3 separate regions of the Homo sapiens genome follow, and all the other regions are linked to region 2. A link is a contact called in ENCODE Hi-C or POLR2A ChIA-PET data. All regions are on one chromosome and are shown on one strand. The core of a region is the stretch at or near the end of the contact, and the rest is flanking DNA. Distances in the headings are between cores, read along the strand shown. Region 1 has its middle 31 kb from the start of C12orf76. Region 2 holds the start of TCTN1 (tectonic family member 1). Region 3 holds the start of LINC02356 (long intergenic non-protein coding RNA 2356).

Region 1 (3,397 bases), core at 753-3,252, 530 kb before region 2:
TTAATGAGAACTATGGAGAGTCTCACAGTAGCAATTAAATGTTCTGACCTCGTGATGGAAAGAATATAAAGTTACCAAAAAAAAAAAAAAAAAAAAAAAGCTCTGACCTAGAAATGCACTCACTTCTACTCATTACTCATTGGTCAAAACTAATCACTTAGTCCTACCCAACCACTAGGGAACCAGGAAATGCAGTTCCCGCATATATCCCCCATGTATCCAGAAACTGCAGAAGCAGAAATATTTGGTGAACAGCGCTAATGACTATTGCATCTTCTCCCTGGGAAATTTCATCCACACACATTGTTTTAAGAATAATCAAATGCTAAATGCGAAGCAGGTGGGAGGAGGGGGTATATATGTATATTATATGTTTAATTATGCATGGAATATAACTGGAAACAGGATCTACTATATAATTTGCAAGGCCCAGTGCAAAATGAAAATGTGAAGTCCGTTATTTAAAAGTTAAACATTTCAAAATGGTGACAGCAAAGCATTAAACAAATTCAGATTCCTTCTAAGTGTGGGTCCCTATATGACTGCACAGGTCCCATGCCCATGAAGCTAGCACATCTGGAAGGCTATACAAGGTGGTCTCTGGGAAGCGAGCTGAGGCTGGGGGAATTAGTCGGTGTTTGACGATTTATTTATCACCCTGCTTGTATCTGAATTTTTTCTACCATATGCGTTCATTACTTTTTTTTTTTTTGAGACAGTTTCACTCTTGTTGCCCAGGCTGGAGTGCCATGGCGCGATCTAGGCTCACCGCAACCTCTGCCTCCCGGGTTCAAGCGATTCTCCTGCCTCAGACTCCCGAGTAGTTGGGATTACAGGCATGCGCCACCATGCCCGGCTAATTTTTTGTATTTTTAGTAGAGACAGGGTTTCTCCATGTTGGTCAGGCTGGTCTCAAACTCCCGACCTCAGGTAAGCCACTGCACCCGGCCTGCGTTCATTACTTTTTAAATCACTGAACGCTAAATCTGTATCTCCAGACCATATCTGAATTCTGTGCATAGTCTATGAATCTATGAACCTATATAACCCACAGACACTTCAAGTCACATCTTCAAAATGAAACGCTTTCCCACAAAACAGTGCAAGTAAGGACTAATGAGAGGAGAGAGTGGAGACAGGCATGGACTATTTCTTCTATAGTCTTGGCTAGGAGGAAAAAGAGGTAAGAGGCCGGGTGCTGTGGCTCATGCCTGTAATCCCAGCACTTTGGGAGGCCGAGGCGAGTGGATCACCTGAGATCAGGAGTTCAAGAACAGCCTGGCCAACATGGCAAAACCTGTCTCTACTAAAAATACAAAAATTAGCTGGGTGTGATGGCGCCCGCCTGTAACCCCAGCTACTCGGAAGGGTGATAGAAGAATCACTTGAACCTAGGAGGTGAAAGTTGCACTGAGCCGAGATCGCGCCACTGCACTCCAGCCTGGGTGACAGAGCGAGACTCCGTCTAAAAAAATAAAGAAAGAGAGGTAAGAATGGTCTTTAATGGAGTCATGGGAAAATGTGTGTGTGTTGCAAGGATGTAGAGAAGATGGAACCATTTGAGCCATTCAAAGATTTTGATAGACTAAGTGGGATGTTGAGAATGGTGGTCTCTGTTTCTTTGTGAAGTAGGAAGCCACGTGTGAAGAAATGGGGATTGGGGATTGAATGGTGGATTTCTTAGTCATGTGTGTGTATGTGTTTACAATTTACAGAAAATCAGGTGACATTCTTCAGCAGAAAAGGGAGGTTTTTCTGAGGAAACACTTATCTCACAGAGCTCAAGTGCAGGAAATGTGGCCCAACCTCATGAGAACCTATTAATAGAATCAGAAACTAAACTGTCCTGAGCTGAAGTTGCTCTTTCAGTTTGAAACTGCGTGGGCCCGCCTCTGTTTGTCTCTCTGTGCGCCCATTGTGAGTCTCTGTAAACAATGGATTCCTCTGTTTCTCCCAGGGCACGTGGTCCAACACTGCCTTCAAGGTTAGGTGTCCACAGTTCGAGTGCAAGCCCAGATCCACTATCCAGTTCCGGAATTCAAGGGGAATGATTGGCCTAGTTATTTATCCCTAGTCCAATCAGCTATGGCTGTGGGCGGGGCCACAAACAAACATGGCGTCAAGCGCTGACGTCCATGAAGGGAGAAGACAGGGAGAAAGGAGGAAGAAGAAAAGGAAGGAGCGAGAGAGAGAGAGAGAGAAAGAAGAGAGAGAGCTCTCAGAGAATAGAGGCTAGGGGACTGCTGATTAAATACCCCAATTCCCTCAGGTGGGACAGCACTGAGGCAGGTCTAGGCAGTCTCCAGGGGACCCTAGTGGGACAGAGCCCAGATGCCCACAGCGATGACCTGCCCTTCCTTTTTTAATTCCACCCCCCTCCGCTCCCACCCCCGAGATGGAGTCTCGCTCTGTTGCCCCGGTTGCAGTGCAGCGGCGCCACATCGGCTCACTGCAACCTTCCCCTCTCGGGTTCAAACGATTCTTCTGCCTCAGCCTCCCCGAGTAGGTGGGGATTACAGGCGCCCTCCACCACGCCCGGCTAATTTTTGTATTTTTAGTAGAGACAAGGTTTCACTATGTTGGCCAGGCTGGTCACGAACTCCTGACCTCAAGTGATCCAACCACCTCAGCCTCCCAAAGTGCTGGAATTACAGGCGTGAGCCACCATGCCTGGTCGTGACCTGCTCTTTAGTGCTTCCTGTGTCGATTGCCTTCCCTTCCCTGCCTCCCTTCCCCATGCCTCTTCCTGGGTCACCTCCCAACAAACTACATTCACCTGAACCTCGTCCAGCCGTTATGTGCTGGTGTTAAGGAGTCTGTCTGGAATTTTCCCTGAGAGCAATAAGTGGGTTTATAAACAAGGGTGTGGCATGATCTCATTTGCAACTCAGAGCACTCTGGCTGCACCCTGGAAAATGGGCAGAAAGGGCAAGAGTGGAGACAGGGTCCTGCCCAGGGAAAGGGTACAGTGACATGGAGGGGGACTGAAGACAGCTCCTTAAAGGACACCAACATCAAGGAGACTAAGCTGAGGCACTAGGGAGGAGAGGAAGACCAGGAGACAGTGAGTATCCAGAGGCCACGGGATGAACACTTCACAAGTAAGCCGGTGGCCAAGGAGATATTAAGAGCGATGGTAAAGCTGTGAAATTAAAGCCGCTCTAGTAAGGGACCTGACAGATAAATTACTGGAACAGAATGGAGTCAAGTATTAAACACGAAGATAGGTGGAACCCGGGTGTGGTGGCTCACACCTGTAATCCCAGCACTTTGGGCAGCCAAAGCAGCAGGATTGCTTGAGCCCAGGAGTTCAAGATCATCCTGGGCAACAGAGGGAGGCCCTGTCTCTACAAGATATAAAAATAAATCAGCCAGTGGTGGTGCACGCCTGTGGTCT
Region 2 (3,544 bases), core at 419-2,918:
ATGGCTTACTGCAGCCTCAAGCTCTCCAGACTGAGGCGATCCTTCCACCTCAGCCTCCTGAGTAGCTGGGACTACAGGAATGTGCCACCATACCTGGCTAATTTTTGTATTTTTTGTAGAGATGTGGTTTCACCATGTTGCCCAGGCTGGTCTCAACTCCTGGACTCAAGCGATCCTCCCAAAGGGCTGGGAGTACAGGTGTGAGCCACTGTGCCTGGCCACGTCTAAGTACTTCGACATCTACTTCTGAACTGTATGGAGATTAAGTGTCAAAGGTGCAGCCAACATTCTTGGGCTTGGGTACCTCCTAAATAAGCCCATTCAGAATGGAGAGGGTTTCCTAAATCGTAGGGTCTCCAGGTCGTTTTGTAGCATTACAGTGGATTTGCTTTGTTTTCCCCTTTAAGATGTCTAAATTATTTTACTTAATTTTTGTAAAAGATTTTTGTCTTTAAATAGGTTCTTAGGCCTGGCGTGGTGGCTCATGCCTGTAATCCTAGCTCTTTGGGAGGCTGAGGCGGGAGGATCACTTGAGGCCAGGAGTTTGTGACTAGCCTGATCAACATAGTGAGACCCCCTCTCTACAAAAAATAATAAAAGGTATTAAGTGTTCATTTGTCCCCTTTATCACAATACAGCAGACAGAAGTTATCTGGCAACCTTGTGAGATGCAGCTAAAATAAAAAGGTGAAGCCAGTGTTGACAGAGTCTGGGATAGAGAAAATTCAGAGACAGTGATCTCACAGATCCCTGTGCTCCTTCCAAACACCCACGTTAGTGGCGTTGGGACGGCGCTTCCTAAATTTCCGTCCAACTCATCTGCTTGCGTCCGGACATTTGTTAAAAATATTTATTCCTGGCTGGGAGTGGTGGCTCACGCCTGTAATCCCAACTACTCAGGACTCAGGAGGCTGGAGCAGGTGGATCACTTGAACCAGGAGTTCGATACCAGTCCGGGCGACGGAGGGAGACCTCGTCTTTACAAAAAAAAAAAAAAAAAAAAAAAAATACAAAAATTAGCTGGGTATGGTGGCGCGCGCCTGAGTTCCCAGCTACTCAGGAGGCTGAAGTGGGAGGATTGCTTGAGTCCCAGAGGTCGAGGCTGCAGTGAGCCGAGATCGCGCTACTGCACTCCAGCCTGGGCGACAGAGTGAGACCCTGTCTCAAAAAAAATCCCCCAAAAACTGATTCCTGGGTCCTGCCCTAGACTAACTGACTCAGGATCTCCTGAGGTGGTACCTGGAAATCCGTCTTTTTTTTTTTTTTTTTTTTTTTTGGTTGAGACAGAGTGTCACACTGTCGCCCAGGCTGGAGTGCAGTGGCACGCTCACGGCTCTCTGTAGCCTTCACCTCCCGGGTTCAAGCGATTCTTCTGCCTCAGCCTCCCGAGTAGCTGGAACTACAGAAAATCTGCATTTTTTAAGCAAGCGCCGCGGACCGGTTGGAAACCACAGCCGGGATTTACACGCCCCTCGTTTACGCCAGCTTCACACCCGCTCACTAGTGCTCGCCCCTGTGCCTGCCATCGCTGCCTCACCCAGGCGCCGCCCTCCGGCCTCATCCGGGATCCGCCCCCTGCCTCATCCAGGCTTCGCCCCAGTCAGTCTCCGGCAGCTTCTCGCGGCTTCGCAAGCCCCTTCCCGTGATGCCCCGCGCCTGGCTGTCGCGGTTGCCGGGCAACGCGCTGTCCATGTCGCGGGCCTCGCTGGGACTCCCTGGGAGATGAGGCCGCGAGGTCTCCCGCCGCTCCTGGTGGTGCTCCTGGGCTGCTGGGCCTCCGTGAGCGCCCAGACCGATGCCACCCCGGCGGTGACGACAGAGGGCCTCAACTCCACCGAGGCAGCCCTGGCCACCTTCGGAACTTTCCCGTCGACCAGGCCCCCCGGGACTCCCAGGGCTCCAGGGCCCTCCTCCGGCCCCAGGCCTACCCCAGTCACGGACGGTGGGTACCATGTGCCAGCTCCTGGAGTCCACAGTGATCCAACCTCAAGGGGACAGCCCCGGTGAGGACGTAATAATGATAGCTAACTCTTATTGAGCACTTACTGTGTGCAGACACTGCTGAGTGTTCCATAAACGTCCATTCTCTAAACAATAACCCTGAGAAGTAGCTGTTACTATCACTGTCAGGTAAATGAGAAAACCGGGTCTCAGAGTTTAAGTGGAACGGTATCAAACCTTTGAAAATACTTGAAGTGGTCCCAGACAACAGTGATGCAAAGAGCAATAATGAATTCTTGCAGCCCAAGACGAAATTAAGTCGAGACAATGGTGGAAATTAGTGCCTTGGCTGCACTGAACTTTCACTTAAAGAGAGGCCAAAGGTCTATCTTACTAAATGTGACTATGTTAAGACCCTTCTCTGTTGACCTGAATTCTAAAAACCCAGGATTCCTCCTGTGTTGAATTGGAGGTGGAAAGCTATTGAGGGAGGGGTTATGCTCACTTCTTAGGAGTCATATGTAGGGATAATTAACATTTTTTTCAGAAAATGATTAATTCTAGAATTACACATTTAGTGGAAATATTTTATAATCTAATTTGACGTTTGGCTGGCGCCGTGGCTCACGCCTGTAATCCCAGCACTTTGGGAGGTCAACTCGGGTGGATTGCTTGAGGTAGGAGTTCAAGATCAGTCTGGTCAAAATGGCGAAACCCAGTCTCTACTAAAAATAGAAAAAATAGCCGGGCATGGTGTAATCCTAGCTACTCGGGAGGCTGAGGCAGGAGACTCGCTTGAACCCAGGAGGCAGAGGTTGCAGTAATTACCACTGCACTCCAGACTGGGCGACAGAGCAAGACTGTCTCAAAAAAAAAAATTGACATGGATGACTTCACTGAATGACTGTGACCCGCTAAGATTGAGTGCAAAACTTTGTGAATATGCCTTTTCCTGAGATGAGAGTTCATAGCAGCCGATTCTTAAAGTGGTTCATGATCTCAAAAAAAGTTTTTAAAATTTTCCGATTGTGTGAATTGAGAGTAACCCCAATAGATATGCAGTACTTTTAATCTTTTTTTATTCTTTTTTTGTTTTTGAGACAAGGTCTCGCTCTGTTACCCAGGCTGGAGTGCAGTGGCGTGATTATATCTCACTTAAGTCTCAATCTGCTGGGCTCAAGGGATCCTTCTGCCTCAGCCTCCAGAGTAGCTGGAACCACAGGCGTGCTCCCCCAGCTTGCTTTTTTTATTTTTTTATTTTTAGTAGAGATGAGATCTCGCTATGTTGTTCAGGCTGATCTCAAACTCCTGGGCTCAAGTGATCCTCCCACCTTGGCCTTCCAAAGTGCTGGGATTACAGGTGTAAACAACTGTGCCCAGCCTATCCCTTCTTAAGAAGATCTTTTCTCAAATTGATTAAGGCTCAGTATTAGTAAGTAAAAAAGTCATCAGCTGAGATCTTGAACTCTAGGACTTAACTGCGGTTACTGAACCTTTATTTCTCCAAAAGCTCTCCTTTCTGAATTACGAGTAATCTGAAAGAAAAAGTACAGAGAAATATATTTGCTATTTTAATATATAAACAGAGCTCTGTTTTATATTT
Region 3 (3,396 bases), core at 781-3,280, 760 kb after region 2:
CTGTCACCTCCTCAGAGAGGTGGTCCCTGGCCACCCTATGCACAAGAGGCCCCCCAGTCCCTCTCCTGTGCCTCCACCTGAAATTAATACCTGGGTCATTTCTGCCTGCAGGGGCGTTTGTGGTCTGAATTCTAGTGCCTGGCATGCAGTAGGTACTCACACAGCTGTTTGATTCATTCTGCAGTATCTTCTGAAACCTTTCAACAGCCCCAAGACAAGGGATCTCACCCCACATTCACAGATGTGGAAATGGACACAGGGAGATTCAATAAGTTGGCTAGAGGCATACAACTGTGCCCAGAATCACATGCTCCAGGCAAGCCACCCAAATAAAGGGGCTGATCTTGGGGTCTCTCCACCCCATCAAGGCCAAAGGAATAGCAACTTCCCTCCTGCTCAGCAACCCTCCTCCCCCGACTGCCTAGATAGAGGCCAAACTGGTTCAAGGTCACCAGCAGGCACAGGACCCAGCTCTGCCCATGACCCCTGCCTCCACCAGAACTGGGAAGACAGGAAGCTGCAGGGGCACAGGCGCCAGCCTTGCCTGGAGCGAAGGCCTGGCCCCTGCCTTATCTCCCCACACTGTTTTCCAAGAAGTTCAGAGTCCACTGTGGGCACTGCTGCTGATTCAACAGCCCATGGCCAGACAGGAAGCTGGAGGGAGCCTGGCCCAGCTCTGCTCCCAAGGCAAAGTTCCTGCCTCCGCAGGTCCAGGCTGGAGGACCTTGGACAAGTCGTTTCACCTTTCCAAGTCTCAGTGTCCTCATCTGTTAAATTGGGCTGTGTGGCGAGGGTTCATGAGCTAAAAGAAGGAAAACCCACTGGCAAACTATGGGAAATGGATTGCAAATATTAGCTGCTGTGAGTCGGAGTTTTTTCTCAGCCTCATCTGCAAAATGGTGACGTTAACTTCCATCCCTCTAAGGGCTGAGTGAATTGACTCCTGAAGAGTCATTTTGCAAAATACTTGGTGGGTAGTGAGCTTTCAGGGAAAGAGCTGTCAAAAAGGCAAATAATTCATCCAAGATCTCCAGGGGCACAGCTGGCCCCGGAACCCAGGTCTCCTGGGAGACTGAAGCATGGCATTTTGGCACTCACATCAACGAAAAGAAGCCAGTACCGCAGGTCCTGGGGTTGAATCCAGCTGCCCTCAGTGTCCCCCAGCAGCGGGCGTGGGGAAGAGGGTGTGGCAGGCACAGGCTGAAAAACATGTGTGCCAAGAACACTAAAGAGCAGCCTGGCCGTCACCGCCCCAGCAGGGACCCCAGAGACACGCCAGCACCGCCGTCCAGACACAGGCAGCCCCCTTGTCCACGGCAGGGGCTGCTGCTCCAGGTGTGGCCCTGCTCCCGGCTGCTCTCTGTCCCTTTGTGTGTTGTGCGTGGGAGCTCTCTTAAGTTCCTTAAAGGACAGCCAGAGCCCCAGATGGGTGATCAGCGGCAGAATGGGGGGCTTATCCGCAGTCCCCACCAGCGGCAGACGTCCCTATGGGCTGAGAGAGGGGAGGGTGGTCATTGGCCAAGTTCGCCTCGGCAGCTGGAGAAGTCACCACTGGTGCGGAGTCCCAGCGGGGAAGATCCCCGCAACGCGCTCTCCAGGTGGCCGGGGGACCCCGAGGCCCAGGGCGGCCCGACCCGGGTCCCATGTCCTCGTGCATGTCCCCCCGCCAGGCCCGCCTTACCTCGCAGCGCAGGCCTAGGGCGGCGACGGGACGGGAGGCGCGAGGTTGCGGGGTGGCCCGGCCATGGTTCGGGACTGGCCCGGTGGCGGCGACGGCGGCGGCAGCGCTTTGTCTCCTGGGCGGCCGGGCCGGCGCAGCCGCGGGAGAGCGCGGATCCGACGGAAGGAGGCGGGAGCAACCGGACAGTCCGCGACCCACGGGCGCGCCCCTTTAACCCTTCCCAGCCTGCTCGCGCCGGGCCCGCCCCCGCGTTCTTCCCACCTCCCGATTGGCAGGCCCCGAACCGGCACGCCCCCGTGAGCCCGCCCTCGAAATCACTCTTAAAGGGTCCGCTCCTGGCTCGCGACTCCCCAGTTCCCTAGCCCAGAAAAGCGGATTGGAGCCCGGGAAGCTCATTGCGATTCCAAAGGTAAGGACTGGCCCAGGTCGTGGATTAGCCTGCAAAAGCATTTGGGGGTCCTGGGCGGGCCATTCGCTGAAGTCCTAGGCTTAAGTCCGAACTCCCCCCAGGACGAGGCAGGAGGATTGCCTGAGCCTAGTAGTTCAAGACCAGCCTGGGCAGCAGAGGGAGACCACCATCTCTACAAATAATAAAAATATTTGCTAAACCTGGGTTGCCAGGTTTAGCAAATTTAATGCCCAGTTAAATTAGAAAAATAGCTCTAATTCCTGAAAAATGTGTGAGTGGCAGAAAAAACAGCTGAATCCAGGACATTTGCGTACAGCACTGTTCCATACGGACAGGGCGCCTCGCAAGCTTCCCCTGGCTCCAGGTGAAGAGAGGAAGTTCTGGAATTAGGCAGACTTGAGTTCGAGTCGCACTAGGCCACTGAACACTGTGTGAGCTTAGAGAAATCATTTCACTTCTCTAAGCCTCCGTTTCCTCATCCGGAAAATAAAGACCATCATGATATGTAAAGTGCACGGCACAACAGAAAGCTCTCAAGAAATAGGAATTGCTGTTGTTTTTGCCCTGCCCACCTCCTTGAACCCTTCCTTCCTGTTCCTGCCGCCTCTTCTCCACCACCCGCCACCTCCCAATCACTATTAAGTCCTGGCCTGAAAGCAGGAAGAACAGGACAGACCAGGGTCAGCTCTCCATTGTACAGCCTCTCACTAAGCGCCTACTGTGTGCCAGGCACTGTACCTGAACCAGGTAAGCAGGTGCAGCCAGGAATCAAGACAACACAAATGAGTTCTGGAAGTGATTCATGCTAGGACTGTACGCTAAGGCAATGGGGCAGAAAGCCTGGGAGTGCAGTTTTTTTGTTTTTGTTTTTTGTTTTTTGTGTTTTTTTGTCACCCAGGTTGGGGTGCAGTGGCACAATCACAGCTCATTGTAACCTGAACTCCTGGGTTCAACCGAGCCTCCCACCTCAGCCTCCCAAGTAGTTGGGACTACAGGTGTGTACCACCACACCCGGCTAATTTTTTTTAATTTTTTGTAGAGATCGGGGGGGTCTTGCTATCTTGCCCAAGCTGGAAGTGCAGCTTTTAGACAAGGTGGTCAGGGAAGGCCTCTCTGAGGACAGACCTGGAGGAATGAGGGAGGGAGCCATGTGGTTATCTGGGAGAAGGAGGTCCCAGGCAGAGGGAACAGCAAGTGCAAAAGCCCTGAAATGGGGCCATCCTGGGCATGTTTGAAGAACAACGAGGAGACCAGTGGAGCCAAGTGAGCAATGGGAAGAATAGTAGGAAAATAGGTCAGCTGGCTG

Evidence for each region. A loop is a pair of places that touch in the nucleus more often than their neighbours do. ChIA-PET counts read pairs that join two places held with the same protein, here RNA polymerase II (POLR2A). Pooled maps may share reads with other maps.
Region 1: a loop to region 2 is called in a pooled map, with 3 times the contacts of the local background. The contact joins the enhancer-like site here to the promoter of TCTN1 in region 2. A Hi-C loop is called at or near these places in 2 of 50 pooled maps. POLR2A ChIA-PET finds 5 or more read pairs at or near these places in 3 of 52 experiments (RWPE1, T-cell and activated T-cell).
Region 3: a pooled map shows a loop between it and region 2 (10-fold over the local background). The contact joins the promoter of LINC02356 here to the promoter of TCTN1 in region 2. A Hi-C loop is called at or near these places in 4 of 50 pooled maps. POLR2A ChIA-PET finds 5 or more read pairs at or near these places in 2 of 52 experiments (CD8-positive, alpha-beta memory T cell and activated CD4-positive, alpha-beta T cell).

The regions. Positions count from the first base shown.
Region 1 is chr12:110,077,874-110,081,270 of GRCh38, forward strand. No RefSeq gene overlaps it. Among named protein-coding and RNA genes, the nearest start is that of C12orf76, 31 kb to the left of the region's middle. RefSeq lists a cis regulatory region at 1,552-2,382 and enhancers at 1,644-1,723, 1,864-1,993. Within about 2 kb of position 2,003, at least 19 of the 41 ENCODE cell types and tissues checked have a DNase peak (open chromatin) inside an H3K27ac peak, as active enhancers do.
Region 2 is chr12:110,612,461-110,616,004 of GRCh38, forward strand. It overlaps TCTN1 (tectonic family member 1), which reads left to right and starts at 1,669. Exons shown (of 15, transcript NM_001082538.3): 1 at 1,669-1,942. The coding sequence starts at 1,723. RefSeq lists an enhancer at 1,946-1,995.
Region 3 is chr12:111,367,231-111,370,626 of GRCh38, forward strand. It overlaps LINC02356 (long intergenic non-protein coding RNA 2356), which reads left to right and starts at 2,031. Exons shown (of 4, transcript NR_187522.1): 1 at 2,031-2,090. PHETA1 (PH domain containing endocytic trafficking adaptor 1) reads right to left here and starts at 1,865. Exons shown (of 3, transcript NM_144671.6): 1 at 1,682-1,865. RefSeq lists a silencer at 1,456-2,035.